3 separate regions of the Homo sapiens genome follow, and all the other regions are linked to region 2. The links are chromatin contacts, found by Hi-C or POLR2A ChIA-PET in ENCODE. All regions are on one chromosome and are shown on one strand. The core of a region is the stretch at or near the end of the contact, and the rest is flanking DNA. Distances in the headings are between cores, read along the strand shown. Region 1 has its middle 130 kb from the start of LYZL1. Region 2 has its middle 85 kb from the start of LYZL1. Region 3 has its middle 43 kb from the start of LYZL1.

Evidence for each region. A loop is a pair of places that touch in the nucleus more often than their neighbours do. ChIA-PET counts read pairs that join two places held with the same protein, here RNA polymerase II (POLR2A). Pooled maps may share reads with other maps.
Region 1: a loop to region 2 is called in a pooled map of psoas muscle, with 2.7 times the contacts of the local background. The contact joins two enhancer-like sites. A Hi-C loop is called at or near these places in 1 of 168 maps with a recorded cell type or tissue (mammary epithelial cell) and 2 of 50 pooled maps. POLR2A ChIA-PET finds 5 or more read pairs at or near these places in 1 of 52 experiments (WTC11).
Region 3: a loop to region 2 is called in a map of lower leg skin, with 9 times the contacts of the local background. The contact joins two enhancer-like sites. A Hi-C loop is called at or near these places in 4 of 168 maps with a recorded cell type or tissue (Caco-2, astrocyte of the cerebellum, endothelial cell of hepatic sinusoid and 1 more) and 1 of 50 pooled maps. POLR2A ChIA-PET finds 5 or more read pairs at or near these places in 3 of 52 experiments (BJ, OCI-LY7 and Panc1).

Annotation. Positions count from the first base shown.
Region 1 is chr10:29,158,671-29,163,369 of GRCh38, forward strand. No RefSeq gene overlaps it. Among named protein-coding and RNA genes, the nearest start is that of LYZL1, 130 kb to the right of the region's middle. RefSeq lists an enhancer at 776-1,451. Within about 2 kb of position 1,626, at least 6 of the 41 ENCODE cell types and tissues checked have a DNase peak (open chromatin) inside an H3K27ac peak, as active enhancers do.
Region 2 is chr10:29,201,902-29,206,179 of GRCh38, forward strand. No RefSeq gene overlaps it. Among named protein-coding and RNA genes, the nearest start is that of LYZL1, 85 kb to the right of the region's middle. Within about 2 kb of position 2,475, at least 2 of the 41 ENCODE cell types and tissues checked have a DNase peak (open chromatin) inside an H3K27ac peak, as active enhancers do.
Region 3 is chr10:29,244,026-29,248,553 of GRCh38, forward strand. No RefSeq gene overlaps it. Among named protein-coding and RNA genes, the nearest start is that of LYZL1, 43 kb to the right of the region's middle. Within about 2 kb of position 1,611, at least 2 of the 41 ENCODE cell types and tissues checked have a DNase peak (open chromatin) inside an H3K27ac peak, as active enhancers do.

The DNA of each region.
Region 1 (4,699 bases), core at 376-2,875, 44 kb before region 2:
TACTTGGTTATTTTAAAAAAGACAGAAAGAAACTCTTTGCTTTCAATATTTCTTTCCAGTGTAAACATAAAAGCTCACAGAGCCCCTAGGAGAGTAGTACACAGGGCACAGAAAAGCAAGTTATTGTGCAAAAAAAAAAAAAAAAAAAAAAAGAAAAAAAAGAAAAGGGTGCAGCCTTCCTATTAAAAGCACATTGGTTCAGTAGTACAGCTAAAGACAGAAATCAACCATACCCAGCCTAGTGTGTCAGTGAAATTGATGCTTTCTATTTTTCAGAACATGAATTGTGCAGCTATTACCCAGCAAGACACTTAGAAGTGGCTTTGCAATGTCATGCCTTTCTCCTCGATGCTGACATGGGGAGTGATTGCTTTAATTCACTCCTGGGTACCTAGAACTTGGTTGGGTGGCTATTGTTCCCAGTAGAAGGTGTCCAGGTTCTTGGCATCTTAAACAAAGAATTGATTTGGACAAAACGCACAAACAAAGCAAGGAAAGCAAGAGTAGGGATTTATTGAGAAGGAAAGTACACTCCACAGTGTGTGGGAGCGGGCCCAAGCGTAGGGGCTCAAGAGCCCAGTTACAGAATTTTCTGAGTTTCAATACTCTAGAGGTTTCTGTTTAGTTACTTGGTGAATTTCTTTTTTTTTTTTTGAGACAGAGTCTCGTTCTGCCTCCCTGGCTGGAGTGCAGTGGCGCGATCTCAGCTCACTGCAACCTCTACGTCCCACGTTCAAGCGATTCTTGTGTCTCAGCCTCCAGAGTAGCTGGGACTACAAGCAGGTGCCACCATGCCTGGCTAATTTTTGTATTTTTAGTAGAGATGGGGTTTCACCAGTTTGGCCAGGCTGGTCTTGAACTCCTGACCTCAGGTGATCTGCCTGCCTCGGCCTCCCAAAGTGCTGGGATTACTGGTGTAATCACCAACCTGGCTGCTTGGTGAATATTCTATGTAAATGAAAAGAAAGAAGTGAAGTCACAGAGTCATTTACTCAGAATCTGCCCTATTGTAAATGGAGAGGCTGTTACTTGGAGTGTGTGGTCTATGTAAATGGAGAGGATGAATGTGAAGTTACAAAGTGTAAATGGCGGGACTGGAGAGGAGGAAATGAAGTTACAAAGCCATTCACATTCCTGTCATTGCTGAAGTGCTTTCATTTGATTTAGTTCTAGGAACTAAAGGTGTGGATGGGCCTTATGTTCCCTGCCTCCGGGCCCTATTCTCCTGCCTCAGTTATCACACATTAGACTTAGTTGTTATTTTTCTTTTTTCGATTCTCACTAAGGTGTAAATGTCTGATATCAGAGTTTGTTTTCGAAATTGGAGAGGAAAAGGGGGAAGACGCCTGTGTCTCACCCAGGCCCCTGAAATAGGAGCAAGAGCTTGGTGGAGTCCTTGGAAATTGTTTAAAGGGGAAACTGGAGGCAGGTAGAAGGCTTCACAGTTCTGTTAAAGTGGCCCTCACTGAGGTGTTGTGCTAGGAAGAAAAGACCTTGGGCATAACAAAGCCACATCCCAGACAGCCTGCAGCACACTCCTGTTGCCAGAGCTGGTGACTCACTATGACTATCCTTGTGGTTTCTGCTGGGCAGCTGGGCTGGGCCATTTAATGTTCATCATTAATTACTGTTGTCTCGATTCTTGTCATTAGAGTATCAACAGGTTTAAAATGAGCCTGAGTTTTTTATGTTGAGATCAAAGGCAAACCAGTTGGGAGATGGTGGGCAGAGGGGTAGGAGAGAGGAGGGCCGAGTAAAGGGTGTTTCTGGGATTTCCACTGCTCCGGGGTAGGGTTGACCCCACCGTGGTACAGAGACACCGATGGGTTGTTCAGCAACTGAAGCACCAGCTTCCTCAGAGTCACTCTTGCCAAGAGTCAGGCGATGGCTTTATCTGGAGCCTCACAATACTGGTCACTTACTCCTTCCAAAGGCGTGAGGCCTCTGAGGTTAGAGAACCAGCATTTCACAGAAGGGAAGGAGAGGGGAATGATGGAGACTTCACCTCCTCAGGGCAGAGTCCAGTGGCCAGATGAGTGGGAAGTCCTCTGATCCACAGCCCTTGCCCTCACTTCTTCTGGTTTCTGGAAGAGCACAAGTAGAGCTGGCCTGTCCCTCTTGAGTCATAACAGGGACCAGAGAACCTTTTGCTAAGGTTGTCCACTGTAGGTGCCCCATTCATGCCTCTGTACAGTGCCCACTTCTCCTTTCAGGAACTTGGGTGCTCTTGGACATGGCTCTTTCTTGGCCTGGTGTCCTTGAATCCCGCTCCCCCAAAAGCTTGTAAAGCTCTTTTGATGAGAATCAGGGGTCACCAAACTGGCTCAAGAGTATAACTGGAGTGAGGGGGCTGTGTGAGGATGGGAGCAGGCTGTCAAAGGCAAAAGCCATGCCATTTGAAAGGTAGCCATCTGGGTGCCATAGCACCTGCATTCTTTTAAAATATATATTTTAGGCCTGGTGCAGTGGCTCATGCCTGTAATCCCAGCACTTTGGGAGGGCAAGGAGGGTGGGTCATGAGGTCAAGAGATCAAGACCTTCCTGGCCAACAAGGTGAAACCCCGTCTCTACTAAAAGTACAAAAATTAGCTGGGCTTGGTGGTGCATGCCTGTAGTCCCAGCTACTCAAGAGGCTGAGGCAAGAGAATTGCTTGAACCTGGGAGGCAGAGGTTGCAGTGAGCCAAGATCATGCCACTGCACTCCAGCCTGGTGACAGAGCGAGACTCCATCTCAAAAAAATATATATATGTGTGTGTGTGTGTGTGTGTGTGTGTGTGTGTATAATATTTTGGGCTGTAATCAGTGGCTCATGCCTCTAATCTCAATGCTTTGGAGGCTAAAGTGGGAGAATCACTTGAGGCCAGGAGTTCAAGACCAGCCTGGGCAACATAGCCAGACCCACATTTCTAAAATAATTTTTTAAAAAATTAGCTGGATGTAGTGGCATATGCCTGTCATTCTAGATATTTGGGAGGCTGAGGCAAGGGGACCTCTTGAGCCCAGGAGTTTGAGGCCACAGTGACCTAGGATCACAACACTGCACTTCAGCCTGGGCAACAGAGCAAGACCTCATCTCTAAAAATATATAAATAAATACACAAATAAATAAATAAATATTTTATTGATATATAGTTTTATGCATAAAATAGATAGATTTTAAGTGTAGAGTTCTATAGTTTTGACAAATGTATCCAAATTACCAATACTCCAAAGAAGATCTAGGACATTTCCACCCCAAGAGTTTCCACCTGTCCTTCCCAGCTCCCCCATCCCATCCCAGAGACATCATTGTTCTGATTTCTGTTCTCCACAGCCTTTGTCTACCCAGGTAGACACTAGTGGTGGAACGCTTGCATCCCATACCCTCACATCATGGAACTAGCCCTCCACCCTCCCCCTTCTCTGCCAGGCGCATGTTGATACAGCTCTGAAGAGTGGAGGAACACCAGGTTCTTCGTCTGGAGTCAAATTAGATAAAACGACGCGGACACACTGGAGTGGTTTTAAGAAGCGGAGAGTTTAATTGGCAAGAAAGAAGGGGAAAGAAAGAAAGAAGAGGTCCCCTGTACAGAGACAGAGGGAGGAGGTTTCCAAAGCTGAGAGAGGGAATCCCAAGTGTGGTGGATACCAGCCAGGTATATGCAGAGGCTGGAGGAGGCAGTGTCTGATTTGCATAGGGCTTAGGGGATTGGTTTGATCAGGCATGACATTCACATAGCCCTTGAAAAAGCTGGCCCTCCCACCCTAGCCATTTAGTACGCAAATGCAGGCGCCATGATGTTCTACACACGTGGGGATATGTGGGGGCGGCCATGTTGCCAGGAACATGTGGATCAAAGTCAAGAAGGCCGGGAATCGCCATGTTTGGATGGACCCAGTTTCTAATGGCTGGCATTTGAATAGCAAAGGTTGCTGACCTGGCTTTAAGAGCTGCTTTAAGAATGAAAACTTCCCAAGGACCCCTTTTTCCTGTCTATCTGCCTAAAATAATTTCTTAATAACTCCTACAACAGCATTTACTTGAATACACCTGTTGTGGGGGCAGAGTGTATAGCAGAGGTGATAAAAGAGGAGGAGAAGAAGCTCAGAGATGAGGATGGTAGCTAAAGTGCCATTGATCTGCCTTGGGCAGGTATTAAGCTGGATTCCGAGTAACCAGGATGGGAGAGGAATCTTGCTGGATTAAGGAGTGTTTTGTGTAGAGGAGGAGAGAAGAAGGAGGATAAAAATTTGTCCCTAAGACAGGAGGCAGCCTGGCCTCAGAGAAAGGCTCTGGGGTTGACAGCCCTGGCATTGCAGACACACTCACTAGCTCTGTCATCTTGGGATGCTTCCAGCTTTTGTGTTGGTGAATTGAGGTAATCATTTGGACTGTTAGTTAGGGGTGTTATGAAGTTTAAATGGGATAATGCAAATAAAACACCTATTGTAGGGCCTGACACATAATAGGTATTTCATATGTGATAGTAGCTGTATTACTGCTGCCAGGTAATCCCAGTTCTTAGTAAATGCTTTTCTTTTCTTTCTTTTTTTTTTTTTTTTTTTTAATTGAGACAGAGTCTCACTCTATTGCCCCGGCTGGAGTGCAGTGGCAAGATCTTGGCTCACTGCAATCTCTGCCTCCTGGGTTCAAGTGATTCTCCTGCATTAACCATAGTACAGTTCCATTTGGCCAATAAAATGACGAATTATTCAGAA
Region 2 (4,278 bases), core at 1,225-3,724:
GCTCGGGGGGGCCCTTGAAGGACTTATGGTTTAACAAGGCCCAGGGGTCCATGAAAACCTCTGCAGAGGTCAGCCATCCTGAGCCTCCCCCTTAGCTGTCCCTGTTGTTTCCAGCCTTGTGAACCTATGGTGTCACTTCACTGCCTCTCTGAGCCTTAGTTTCCTCAGCCATCAAATTGTGCTGTTGCTCCCTGTCCCTTTCCTGTACATGCCCAGGAGATGAACATGAGATGTACAGGGAATAAACAGGAAATGCACATGAGATGCATATGAGATCAATGTCTTTGAAAGCGCAAATTACAAACTTATGGCAACAGTAGATGTTAAGATGTTATTAATCCCAGAAAGCTAACAGGCTGGATGCACATCAATGGCCCTGAAGCAGTTTGAGAATGGAGAGAGTCCGGCTCAGCTACCGAGCCTTACTCCATCACGAAGCCCAGAAGGGCAGGTAAACAACCTCCCCTCGAGGGATGCAGAGGGCCCCATGAGCTCGCTATATCCCCTTCCTTTCAGGATTTGGAGGGAAAATGCCTTCATTTTCTGTGTAACCAGCCTGAACTGAAACACATATCACTTTGTGCCAAGTTCTAGGGGCTTGAGTTTCCTTTACTGAGGGCACCACTCCCATGTGTCAGTGGGAACCGGATCAGCGGGAGCTTAGTGGTTTTACTTGAGGGGAACCTACAGGAAATAATTTAAGAAGATAATAAGGGGGATTTTTCCTGTCTAGAAATGAGGCCCATGAGTCTTTGCAAATGACATTACTCTCTGATTCAGAAATAAATGCAGGAAAATGGCCTCAGTTGTTTTGCCAAGTCAGTGCGATTGGCCGTAGACACTCTCAGATTAGTATGGAGCTTCCACGCCTTATACTTTGCCCAGGATCCGAGGCCCTGCACAACGTCCTGCCTGTCCTAATAATTCTCTTTCCCAGCATCCAGTACTCGCACACAGTCAGGATCCCTCCTGAGCCCACGCTTTCCTGTTCTCTCATTCTCCATTGTCTTCTTTGCCCCCATTAGATTTGCACAGTTGTTCAGAATTTCATTATCATCAGAACTAAAGTTATAAGCTAATGCCCACTGAGGTAGAGGGTACTTTGTGAGGTACCCTCCTCCTCGTAAACAATTTTTTTTTTTAAGAAACAGTTTAACTCAAAAGGGCAACTAGTTTTGAAATTCAGCATTCAGCTGTCTGCCCAGGAATTTGTAGGTGGGAAAAGGGATTGTTCGATACCTAGAAAAAAAATAATTAGGCTGAGCACAGTGGCTCACATAATCCCAGCACTTTGGGAGGCTGAGGCAGGGGGATAGCTTGAGGCCAGAAGTTTGAAACCAGCCTAGTCAACATGAGATTCTTTTCTGAAAAAAAAAAAAAAAAAAAATTAGCTGGTGTGATGACACATGCTTCTAATTCCATCAGTTTGGGAGGCTGAGGTGGAAGGATCACTTCAGCCCAAGAATTCAAGGCTGCAGTGAGGTATGATTGTGCCATTGCACTCTGGCCTGGGCAACAAAGCAAGACCCTGTCTCGAAAGAAAGAGAGAGGGAAAAAGAGAATGAGAGAGAAAGAAAGAGAGAAAAGGAGAGAGAAAGAAAGAGAGCGAGGAAGAAAGAGAAAGGGAGAGAGAAAGAGAGAGAGAGAAAGGGAGAGAGAAAGAAAGAAAGGGAGAGAAAAAAAAGAAAGGAAGGAAAAAAGAAGGAAGGGAAAAGGAGGAAAGGAAAGAAAAAAGGAAGGAAGGAAAAGAAGGAAGGAAAGGAGGGAGGAAGGAAAGGAGGGAGGGAGGGAAAAAGGAAGGAAGGAAATAACTAGAATAATGGTGCCTAGGGAAATATCTAATCCAATCTCTTCATTTAATAGGCCTAAGCCCAGTGACTACCGATTAAACAAATAAACTAATGAATGAGTAAATGGACCTGAAGAGTTGGAGTTGTCACTGAGATCACCTAGGGTTCAAGGCCAACACTCTCACTTTCTAGGTGAAGGAGCTGAAGCTTAAGCTACAACCTGCCCAAGTAAAATCACGATCAGTGACAAGGAACACTGAAGGTGGAGTCTCCAGGTCCCCAGTGCCCTTAGCAGATGAGCCTCTCCCACTCCAGTCACACCAGGCCCGAGTCCAGGGTGAGGGCCCCGCCTGGGCTAGAACCGGGGCTCTTCGCTTTTCTCTGCTTCTCATTGCCATCTGTATCACATTGCCAAGGCTCGCTTTGAAGCTCTGAGGGCAGCTTTCCTCACTCCCACAACTGACATGAGGGATGTATAATAATATCAGCCCGGGAGAGAAGCCCTCCCGGCCTGGTTCTCACGATTCCCATGTCCTGTGCCCTGGCCATCATCCTATCTCTGATCAGTATCCAGTAAACAGAAAAGAGCCTGCTTTCCACCATCACAGATTAAGTGACACCAGTGAGGAGCTACATCTTTCACTCTTCCTTTGAAATGAATCCTCCCTCCCATCCCTGCTCTTTGTCCCATGAGAGGAATGTGGAATGGGGGTGGGGCAGAGACTTCTTTTTCACATCCAAGCAGGGGGAAGTCCAGGCCCTTTTGCTGCTGAGAGAGCAGGGAGTGATGGAAAGATTAAAGCAACACTTCACTTTAGAGCATTTTCATCTTTATGGTTATGGTTTTTTAGCCCATGAAATGATCATCCCAGAGGGAAAACAACGCGACCCAGACATGCAGAATGTGGACAGCACTCCCTCCAGCAAAGGGGAGGGAGGTGCTGTTTTCTGCATTTCATATCCTGAGGCCATTTCCCCAAGTCATCATCTGCCTTTGAGATCCCTGATTTCTGAAATACCAAATCTAGGTGGTTACTAAGACCAGAACTTCAATCATTTCTGAAGTGTGGGGATGCGAGAGGAGAGCCCATTTCAATGGCTTTCAATCCAGTGGAAAGATGGAGGGAAAACCCTGAGCTAGACACACTTGTCCTGGTTCTCAGCAGCCGCTCACAGAGAGCATGGGAAAGCAATTTCAATTTCAGCCTGCAGTTAGAGTTCCCAAACTTAACTGGGTCAATGTACATTGAACCCACTTACAGTAACTTCCAGTTAAAGCACTACTTAACCTCATATGAAAACTCTGTTTCTTTGTGGTTCTCCCAGTTATCAACATATGGTATAAGAAGTATTGACCACAGGGTACCAAAGCATGATCAAGGCTGAGGGGAATATGCTTAAAGGCGGGGTGTGGGGTGGGCAGTGACAGGCACAGGTGGCTTTGCCCAGTGCATCTTAAAGTTGCTGTCTTTACACCAGGATGCGGCAAGAGTGCTTCCTAAGAAATGAGGCTTCACTGATAGAAAAAGATTTAGAATGGGGGACGTGACTGATTCTATATCTCTTTTTATTATTTTTTCCTTTATTTTTAATTTTTTCTTTAAAAGATGGAGTCTTGCTCTGTTGCCCAGGTTAGAATGCAGTGGTATGATCGTAGCTCACTGCAGCCTCAAACTCCTGGGCTCAGGTGATCCTCCCATCTCAGAGGGTTTTAGGGATGCAGTTAGTCTCCTGAGTAGCTGAGACTTCAGGCACCTGTCACCATGCCCAGCTGTTTTTTCACTTTTTGTAGAGATGGGTTCTCACTATATTGCCCGGGCTGGCCTCCAACTCCTGGTCTCATGCGATCTTCCCATCTCAGCCTCCTGAGTAGCTGAGACTACAGGCATGCACTGCCATGCCTGGCTAAAGATGCTGTATCTTTTGATGTTAAAATCACAGCTCAATGACAAGATTTTTCTTTCTACCAGACAAGTTTTCATCATGTGAACTGGATAGAAGAAATCAGTTCATTAGAGTGTATTTTTGCTTTATGTGACTTCTGAGCATGCTATGGGCTGATAGTGTGGTCTCAACTGGGAGATAGCCTGGTGTGCAGCAGTCAGCCCAGAGCACACAGCGACCACTCGGGGCCATTGTTTTCCTTTGATTTTCACTGATGGTTGTCAATGCTGGCTTCCTTTTACTTTTCCAGCGTCAGAACTTGTTGATTTTCGTCTGGGCTTACGTGCAGTTCAGAATTTGCTCAATGTTTAGTTTCCTTTCCCCCTCCTCCCATTTATGATAAACCTGTTTATTATTTTTAGGTTGCAAAATCAAAATAAGCTTACAAAGACATCTTTGCTGTTGAAATTCCTGCTGAAAATAAACAACTTTGTAGCTGGGAGCCTGAAACTCTAGCTTCTAACCACTCCCTCATACCATCACCACCAACTTTTTCTCATTGAAATGACCTATACAGATTGTGATTAAAAAATAATACTGCAAA
Region 3 (4,528 bases), core at 361-2,860, 41 kb after region 2:
AAATGGTCTCAAAGAACTGAAAGGTAAGCAGAGAAGAGTGATTCTGCGCATGGTTCCAAATTATGGTCAGACCATGTTCTAAGATGCTTCATTGGGGTGCAAATTTAACAAAGCTGGGTCTATTTCGATTTTTAAAGTTATTCTATATCAACTAAAAAAAAATAGTACAGTGACCTAGAACAGAGACAAAAATAAGTGCTCATCTCTGAGGCCAGGCTGGTGGACACATTGGGGCTGCCTGGAGGCTGGAGGGAGAAAAAGTCTGAGAACTCCCCAGTGTAACGAAGAAGACTGGTGGTGGAAATGCTGCCTGCCTGGGCTGGGAGGGAGGAAGGAGTTTCCCTCTACCGCCCTAGTGTTCCTATCTGCCTTGCGTGCTAGAAACCCAACTAGGCTTTACTATACCTGTTTGTATCACAGAATTTCTGTCCAAAAAGATTTGAATCTATGATCAACATGAACCAATTCAGAGGTCAGAAAAGTAGTATTTTGTTCACCTCTATTAAAGTTTCCCTATTTCCAATCAAGACTCATTTAAAAATCCTACGTTTAACAGATTTTGAAATATGGCAGAACTTGAAGCCTAGCCCTTTGCAGGACTAATTCATACCAGTAAAGAAAATAATGTTAGTAAGTAGGTGCTTGTCATTGAAGCTGTTATTCACATTTTTCCCCCTGGGGGGGAAAAAAAAGAGTCAGGCTTTCAGCTACCTCTATTAAATTAGCCATCATCATAAGCATTATTTAGTGATTTTCCTCCATGGGTGCAAGGCACTCCACTAGGCAAAGTCGCTTTCTAGTAAAACTCTCATAATGTCCTCTGAGATAAGTATTGTACCTATTTTGTTTGTAATCAGTGAACTTCAGAACCTCATAGAAGCTAGATGATGTGCCTGAGATACCATTGGTAAATGGGTGAGCACTTTATTTCTACGTCTTGTCTATTGGATATGGAGGCAGATTTCAGGACTTGAAAGGAAGGAAAGGGGATTTCTGCAGGGTCTGCTTAACTAAACGGATTCATAAGCGAGATGTTGGTGGTGCTATTTCGTGATGAACCAGGTTGGAATCTCCTCAGAATTTCCTGAGAACAGCAATGGTAGAGATTTCCCAGCACACAAGATGGCGGGCGATGGAGACATGGAGAGCGTCAGCACACACTGGACAGGAGCAGAGAGAGGAGAGGAAGGGATGAGGATGACACACTGTGATCCAGGCATGTGTTTTTCTCAGCTCTCGTTTATAAGACTGTGTGGAACCCCTCATTAATAAATATTAAGATGGTACATGTCCATTTAATAAATGTTAATAACTCATCAGGTTTGCATTTTAAACCTCATGCCTCTAACAAATTGAACTAAAATAATTTAATTTAGTGGAGAGAACAGTAGATGGAGGGAAATGTGTTCTGAAGCCTCATTTTGGGTTTTCTTTCCCCAAAAGGGCATCCGGCCAGAATGAACTTCAAATATGAAGAAATTCCACAAATAATGCATTTTCTGTTCTTACCTCCATGCCCTTATTGAAAACACCATTCACTGTTCTTCCAGTAAGTTCCTTCGTTCAACAATCGGGCCACTGTCCCAGAGACTTGGCAAGGGCCTTTGACATCACCAACAGCAAGGGAAATGTTTTAACAGCTCCGTTAATACGGCAACAGAGGTTTATTGTTATCAAACAGACCCGTTAAGCCAAGCCACTGCGACTCCCACGGGCCCACCTGCTCTGCTTGGAAGACCCAAAGACTGACAGGGCCAAGTCTCTGCAAGGCTAAGGATTAGTTTCGTCCTTACGCGGGAGAGCAGGGACCACAGAGTGCAGAGATTTAGAGGCGAGAACTAGATTTGAGTCCAGAATCTGTGGATCTGTCACCTGTGGCAAATTGCTTCATATTTTTAAAGCTTCATGCACTTAGCACTTTGCCTGTTACACAGTAAACACGTAATAAATAGTAGTAGTTTTTACAAAAAATTTTAGAATTTGAGTTATTTTATGTATTTATTTTATGTGTTTACCATTATATATGCATCTTTATATATTTATAAATAAATTTACTTATGTATTTATAAATGTATAAAATATAGTTACACTTAAAATATTGTATATTGAAATAGTAAATATATTTTATATACTTATAAATAAATTATTTTATATATGCATACCTTTAAAATAAATCTTAAAAGTAGAGTTTGATAAATTTCTACACATATGAAGGTCACCCAGATCAAAATATAAAACATTCCAGCCAGACATGGTGCCTCACATTTGTGATTCCAGCACTTTGAGAGGCTAAGGTGGGAGGATCAGTTAAGGCCAGGAGTTCAAGACAAGCCTGGGCAACACAGCAAGATCCCATCTCTACAAAAAATTTAAAAAGTTAGTCAAGTGTGGTGATATGTGTCTCTAGTCCCAGTTGCTCAGGAAGCTGAAATGGAAGGGTTACTTGAGTCCAAGAATTTGAGGCTGCAGTGAGCTATGATTACACCATGGCACTACAGTTTGGTAACATAGCAAGAACCTGTCTCTAAATATATAATAATAAATATAAGTATATATTATATAAATAACCATATATAAATATATAAACATATACATCATGAACAATTAAATATAAATATATTTATATTTACTTACATTTATAAATATATTACTATAATATTTATAATATAAATATCTAAAATAATATAATATATAGATATATTTATTATATATATGTGTGTATAAATTTAGAGATGGGGTCTTGCTATGTTGCCCAGGCTGGAGCGTGGTATATATTATATATGTATAACATTTCCAGCACCCTAGGGCTCTATCATGCTGCTTCCTCATTATACCTGCCCCTCTTCCGAGAAAACAGTTTTCCTGATGTCTATCACCGTACATACATTTTGACTGTATATGTTCTCTGTCGTGTCTGGTTTCTTTCACTCAGTATTATGTCACAGTCTGTGTTGTTTTGTCTATCAGTGGGCTATTCTCTTTTACTGAACAGCATTCTGTCGTGTGGATACACCACAATTGATTTCTCCACTTCACTGCTGATGGACATTTGGGTTATTTCCAGTTTGGGGGCATTCTTGTACATGTCTCCTTATTTTTTATAGGGATAGAGTATGAAGTCTGTTTTCCTCATTACTGGTAGACTAACTGTTCCAAAACCATTTTTCTTTTCTGCATTTCTCATATCTCACGTCAGTGAATATATTTAAATACTGACTACAGCAATTTCTAAATTGTTCCACTATTTCTGTGTCTTTCTTTATATCATATTATTTAGCTTCTGAAGAAAAGAAGTGTCATAAGTAGCTGGAGACCTTCATAAAGATATTTGTGATAATTGTTTTAAAATGTAGATAGAAAAATATTTATTTGACTTGAAAAGTACACAATAATTGTCTTTTCTTTCTCTCAAACTTTTTTTTTTAGACTACACTCTAAGACAAGAAATGTATGCTGGGAGGAAACAAAGACTAGTCTGATATGAAACTTGCTTTCAAAAGCAGAGTTGTGATATTCAAGAAAAATATCACAGAATAGAATGTCCTAACTGCAATAGGAGAGGTTCAGATAAAATACTACAGAAGTTCACAGCATGGAGCCCCAGCAGTCATCTTTTCCAAACGAATCATCTTACCAGAGCACAAAACCCTCTCCAAGATACCACATCACTAGTAAATATGGTAATGTGGAATTTAAATCTTTAACATCTACCAAGAGCCTGCAAAATCAGTATGCAAAGTAATGTGTTGCATTGTTTAAAGAATACTAGGTTGATGGTGAAACCCCGTCTCTACTAAAAAAAATACAAAAATTAGCCAGGCGTGGTGGCGCACGCCTGTAATCTCAGCTACTCAGGAGGTTGAGGCAGGAGAATCTCTTGAACTCAGGAGGCCAAGGTTGCAGTGAGCCAAGATTGCGCCATTGAAATCCAGCTGGGGCGACAGGGGGAGACTCCATCTCCAAAAAAAAAAAAAAAGAATACCAGGTTGAAACGTGCTCTCAAAATACAAAGTTAATTAGATGGAGGGTCTCTTCCAACTTATTTGCACAAAAATAAGTATTTTCTCTTTATTTTGTCCTTAATGTCAAGTAAAAACTTTATTTACCTGAAGTTCTTTTTGAGGCTACAAAGGAGGGTCATTTAGCTTGCTCCAAGTTACAGAAGAAACTGAGGCACAAAAAAATTTAATACATTGAATCTAAAAGCTTTAAATAAAGGATGCATTGATTAAAAAACAAATATGGATGACCTACTAGAAGCTTGGAAATGTTTAGTTGAAGCTTTCTCCTCTTATCTTAAATACAGGGCTCCCTGGAAATTAATCACAGATGTTCCAGCACTTGGTAGAAAGGCAAACTTGTGGTGGGAAAGATACAAACAAAATAAGAGCCAAAAGTTGGTCATTGTTTGCAGGATGTCTTATTCAATGTGTATTTTTCTATATGTACATGCATAGGTAAGTCTCAGAGACTTTCTGCTCAAAGATAGGTGACTCTCAGGTATGGTGCAAAAGAGCAATCTCCCCTC